Regions from separate parts of the Homo sapiens genome. Here region 1 is linked to region 2. A link is a loop called in an ENCODE intact Hi-C map of the cell type or tissue named here. Cell type or tissue: natural killer cell. All regions are shown on one strand. Links, peaks and the distances in the headings refer to the core of each region. The heading gives the core; the rest is flanking DNA. Region 1 has its middle 17 kb from the start of LINC02865. Region 2 has its middle 61 kb from the start of LINC02539.

The links. A loop is a pair of places that touch in the nucleus more often than their neighbours do. Peaks named below come from ENCODE experiments on the same cell type or tissue, not always from the same donor. Only the 100,000 strongest peaks of a DNase experiment are listed, where the experiment ranks them.
Region 1: a loop joins it to region 2, with 2.4 times the contacts of the local background. A loop is called at or near these places in 3 of 110 quality-filtered maps.

Annotation. Positions count from the first base shown.
Region 1 is chr6:137,926,713-137,929,527 of GRCh38, forward strand. No RefSeq gene overlaps it. Among named protein-coding and RNA genes, the nearest start is that of LINC02865, 17 kb to the right of the region's middle. RefSeq lists enhancers at 1-167, 1,013-1,252. In natural killer cell, for the core only: no CTCF peak of the experiment used is centred there; DNase peaks (open chromatin) are centred at 1,249 and 1,749; H3K27ac peaks cover 819 bases.
Region 2 is chr6:137,799,079-137,801,893 of GRCh38, forward strand. No RefSeq gene overlaps it. Among named protein-coding and RNA genes, the nearest start is that of LINC02539, 61 kb to the left of the region's middle. In natural killer cell, for the core only: a CTCF peak has its summit at 1,051; a DNase peak (open chromatin) is centred at 1,083.

The DNA.
Region 1 (2,815 bases), core at 126-2,625, 130 kb after region 2:
TGATTAATAAGTTGGGAAGAAAAAAACCCAAAAGATTTGTTATAAAACATTCTGTGGAAACTTGGGGCAGAGATTGCACCCAAAAAATCAGCGATTTCAAGTTAATGGTGATCAGGTAAAGGAGATATTTTGAAGTAATGTGATGCAAAGCTACTACCACTGATTACAGAGTTTGACATCACTGCTCCAAGGTAGGAAACAGGAGATCAGTAGGAATTCTTTACCTTCCTTCCACTTTTCAAATGGAGGCGAAGAATTAGCTTCTATGAATCCTTTAGCAACTCATAGCAAGAAAGAGCTTTTCTCCTTGTCCTGGTCCAAATTAGCCACAGGCTGGAGTTATTGAGAGGAACAGCACATTGAAGTTGCACAGAAAGTTGTTTTCAGGGAGGACAGAAAAAAATGGAAACTGAATTGGGCAGACCATGTGCCTCCCTAAATCCAAAATTAAATCCACGATACATAATCTGCCTGCCTTCTCACATTGCACTGTGCTGGGTGGCCAAACATACCAAGGGGCTCCTGCTGAACTGGAAGCGGGCTGTCATCTTAGCCTCCATGAAAAGCTCATCTTTGAAAACTCATCTTTCCTTACGGGACTACTACATTTTACAAGGATTTTTTTTCTTCTAAATGCAATACATTGATGTTTACTTTTTAAACAAAAATGCTCATTATTGAATTTTTTTAGTTGATTCTACTTTTGCAGTTTGTGTAATTGACATCCTAGGTGACATGGAGATTCCTGTGGCTGCCTGACTCCAGGCAGTGGCTCCCAGAAGCTAGCAAGCAGAGCACACTGCCCAGAGTTGGGATATCAATACCCTTTGTGAAAACCACAAAATAGGCAATTTGAAAAGTAGAGAGAACTCTGAAGAGGAAAAAAGGTCCCTTGCCATTTTACTACTTTCAGCATTTTAATTAAAATGTATTTTTGTCAATGCAATGGTTGTTTCAGACATTTTAAGAAAACATCTTGATTCCAAACCCCGGGGTAAATTAAGTCAATAAACTTTTGAAGACTTGTGCCATGCTGCAGATGGACTTTAAAAGCCACTGGGGGGTGGGGAGAATGGGGGTTTCTAAATATAATAAACTTCCCAAAAAGGCAATTTCAAGCCTAACTGAAGTCATACTATTTTTGAAAGTGGAAATCCCCCTTTTCACCACACAACCCCGTGGTCGAGCCATCTAAGAATTCAGCTTCTGTGCCAGTGATAGGACAAAGCTCATCCTCTGCCGAATGCCACAGTCACTCCTCTTCCTTCCTGCCACCCACAGGGTCAGCAACAAGCACTATCAGTTAAACGTGACACCTGGTGTCTGCGGGCTGCCTCCGGTGGGAGCCAAATCCCACGTGTTGGTGTGGTTCCCACTTAAATAGATGTTTTCCTTTGAATCGTTTCTTTTCAACCTTGATTTCAGTTCTGTGCTAGTTTCTGGACTTTTGCCAGCACTTCTTCATAAAACAGCTTGTATTTGCTTTGAAAAACAAGAAAGGTTTGCATTTTGGAAAATATACTTCATACTTCATACTTCTAACCTTTACCATGGCCTGAAGGAAAAATGTAGCAGTTTCTTTCTGTAAATTTTAAATATAGGAAAGATAGCGGTCACTTTATAAAGAAAGCCAAACTTGTCCACATCCTTACACTCTTCCTCAAAGTTCATTTCCACATTCAATTTGGGTCGGGCTTTGTTTAGAGTGCCAATGAGCCTGCCTGGGCCACTTCTGCATTCTTGATGTTTGCAGCATTCACTGCAGAAACTGGCATTAAGACAGGCCTCTGCCACCCACAGCAATGCTCCTGCCACCTCCCTCCACTGTGCAGCCCCAAAGTGACAGAGGCTGAGGATCCCCAGCAAAGCAAACTGCTTCTGTCATCTGCTTTCAGGCAATTTTGAGGCACCTTTTCTTGGCTTATTTCCACTGCTAAGCCCTGACACAATATAATATTTCAAAAGCCCCTAAGTGCTGACAGAATACTCAAAATCACATTTTACAAAACCAAAGACAGAGGCCTCCCGCTGCTTATTAATGCCCATCATGATAATTCCTTACTTTGTCATAGTCTATGTATTTGTGTTGTTGTTAGTTTGTGTTGTTGATTTGTTCAGCCAAGGATCAAGCAACAGAGTGCAAGTGAGGCCACCCAGCGAGGGGGAGAAGGTGCAGCCTCTCAATCTACAGTGTACTTCTAAACATTCACTTTTTTTCTGATTATATAGGTAATTCACGTTTACGTGAGAAATTTTGGGGAAATTTGCAGAACATTAAGAAAAAAAAATTATTGCTCTAGATCATCTCCCCAAAATTGCACCTCAATATTTTGGGAAATATTCTTCTAGCATTTTTTTCTATGCCTTTAAATATTCATCACCACCACCCCCTGCCCCTCTCCTACCCCACTCCTCCAGTTGGGATCATGTTAAACATACTGTTTCATAACAGTATGTCTAGCACACTGTTATGGTGTAGTGTAATTAGTTTTCTGTCATTTAATTTGATCCATCTTTTGTTTCATTTGTTATTATAAAAACCCAGAGTAATAGCCAGAGCAGATGTTATTAGCCCCATTTCACAGATTAAGAAAATGATCACACCTGTAATCTCAGCACTTTGGGAGGCCAAGGCAGGCAGATCAAGAGGTCAAGAGATCGAGATCATCCTGGCCAACATGGTGAAACCCCATCTCTATCAAAAATACAAAAATTAGCTGGGCATGGTGGCACATGCCTGTAGTCCCAGCTACTCGGGAGGCTGAGACAAGAGAATTGCTTGAACTTGGGACGCAGAGGTTGCAGTGACCCAAGA
Region 2 (2,815 bases), core at 61-2,560:
GTGCGACCTCAACTGGAAAAGTGCATGAGTGACTCAAATTTTTTACCACATCATGCATGTCTATGAATGATACAAAAGCACAAGTTTTGATTTGGGGGTTAGAAATAAATTTTAGCAAATAGGCAAATCTACAAATAATGAGGATCAACTGTATATTTTTTGGATACATTGAGAGGATCACCCAGGAGACGGGCTGCCATAAATGCCCATTTGGATGGTAGGGAGAGGATTACAGTGAAGACAGGCCCACACCCACATGTGATCATCAGGTGCTTAAGAGGGTGGAAGGACATGAGCAGACAGAAAGAGCTAGCTGGCAAGCTAGCTGGCAATCTGGAGCTTCCCTTCATTCTCTTGCCCCACTGGATGCTGAGATGAAAGCCAGAGGACTTGCCACAGGGTCTGGATGCTGAGATGAAAGCCAGAGGACTTGCCACAGGGTCTGCTGAGACAAAGCAAGGTGACCCCACAGCACAGGATGGACAGCCAAGCCAAGGGATGGAGGCAGCAGAAACCCAAAGGGCTAGAGCTCATTTGAGTTGAAGAGAAGCAGAGATCAGGAAATGAGTGTCGAGTTCTTTTTAAGAACATTGCTGGAGCTGGAGACCACCAGCTGCAGGTTTCAGCCCTGAAGAGCAACAGGGCAGCAGCTCTGGACAAGGGGCTGGCTGCTACAGATACACGGATTCCTGTCAGCGCAACCTGTGAACTGTCATGAGCCCAGGGCCTATCCATATCCCGTCAGCACAACATGGAACCAGCAAGTCACGTTCTTTTCCATGCTTTCACCTAGACCTCACTATCTCAACTAGGTTGAACTGGTGGAAGCTTGGGAGGGCCAATTTAGTTAAACAAAAGATAAAGAAATCCCCTTTTCTCTACATCTCAGCTGTACTATGAACTGACATATGTGATCCAGTTACATAATGTTTTTAATTGGCTATCCTCTTAATGGTGGTCATAATCTAGGGAGGAAATTAGATGCTTCCTGATTCATCATAATAAGACAATTTATGATGAGAGCTTCAAGTGTTCATTAAGTTGGTTTGTTTTATCCAGGGGGCAGCAGTGAGCTTTGGCAATGCTATCAGCAAAGAAAGACACTGAATTGGTGCTCAGGACAGTGAGTGCTACTCAGAATGTCTTGGGAAGGCTGTTACAGTACTTTCAGGTGTATTTCTTATGGTTTTCAGGGCTGACTGAAAAAGGCTAATCTGTCAGGTTCGCAGCACCACAGCCCTGCCCTGCCATCTTCCTTTCTCCTTCCCCAACACTTTATACCTCCACATCCCCTCCTGATTCCAAGACGCCTGGCCTTGGCCGTCTCCTATAACTGATGCTCTCAGCAGTAGTGGTAGTAGAGATGACTTCCCTTTTGGTCTACTCACTCCCTTAATTGTCCAGCAATTCTTCATGTTGGTGATGTTGTTCTTAAGATTTGAAATATGCTGATGATTTTCCATTGCCACCCCTGCCTGCCCTTCTCTGCCCTGTTTAGTGCCCAGAGAAACTGCCCCTTGGAATTGCTCATTCAGGCTCCCTTGTTGGCTGGCTTCCATTTGGGTTCTACCACTGTAGGTGCCTGGCCTGTTTGACCCTCCCTGTTTTTATGCACCCTCCCTGTCTCTGGCACCTGCTGCATCCCTTTTTGGCTACAGCCCTTGTTGGGGGCCTGTCCTCATCAGCCCCATTGCTTAATGGAATTTAGTGACACTATTACATTCCCCTTGTTCCTTCAGCCCTATGGACGGTGATGATTTCCAGCTATTGCCAGTCTCTGAATGCTTTAACAACCCCTATTGTTTCCTTTAAACCTACCCACATGCTCATAATTTCTTCACTGAAATTCTTTATTCAGTCACAGGAGTTGGAGTCTGCTTCCTGCTGCAACCCTTCCTGATCCTTTAAGTTAATCTCTAACTTGCTATTGGTGATGCTTCCTTTAAGCCTTGAGTTTTTCATAGTTCAGCCCACAAACATCTTGCTTTCAGAATTGTCGTAGGTGCTTGCTAAAAATGCAATTTCCTGGGACCCATCTTTCTAATCAGAATCTCTAAGAGAGCCCAGTGGTGATGAGTGCATCTCCATCTTAACACGCTCCTGAAGCTGAAGGACCTGATATGAGGCTCACCACTGCTGGGAGTCAGCTAGTGCCTGAGAGCGTGTTCTTGGGAATGTCAGTAGCCTTCCAGAGCCCTCTGATCTCTGATAAAGCCCGTCTTTATTCATTAAGATTAATTACATGCATTTCAAGTGATTTAAACTTCTAAGAGAAAAAGGTATCTGTAAATAAGATATTTTTGAGCCAAACCCACCAAGTGTTTGGAGCCCTGCTGAACACGAATCTCAGTCTGCCTTCTTGGGAACACCAAAAGCGTGAATATCAAAGGGGAGGTGAAAGTTCAGGCCAGTGTACTCAGGTTTGAAATGGTCTCTTTTAGAAAGCCACTCCTGTTCCTCCAGCACTCACTCTTTGGGATCCTTACAGAATTCAGAACTGCAGGAAACAACCGCCTAGTTATTCTCGACTTCCATTTATTAACTTTACAGAAGGGAAACTGAGCAAAAGGCTGCCCAGAGGCTCACTCTGAGGTTTCTGGAGGTCAAAGTCTAGGCCCAGATGTGCTGGAGCTTCTGCTCAGGGTCTCATACAACTGAAATAAAGGTGTCAGCCAGGCTGCATTCCTTTCTGGAGATCAGCAGAATTCAGTTCCTTGTGATTGCAAAACTGAGGCTCCAGTTCTTTCACTGACCATGCACCTGGGGTGCTCCCAAGTCTTAGAGGCTGTCCGGCAGTTCCTGGGCATGTGGCCTC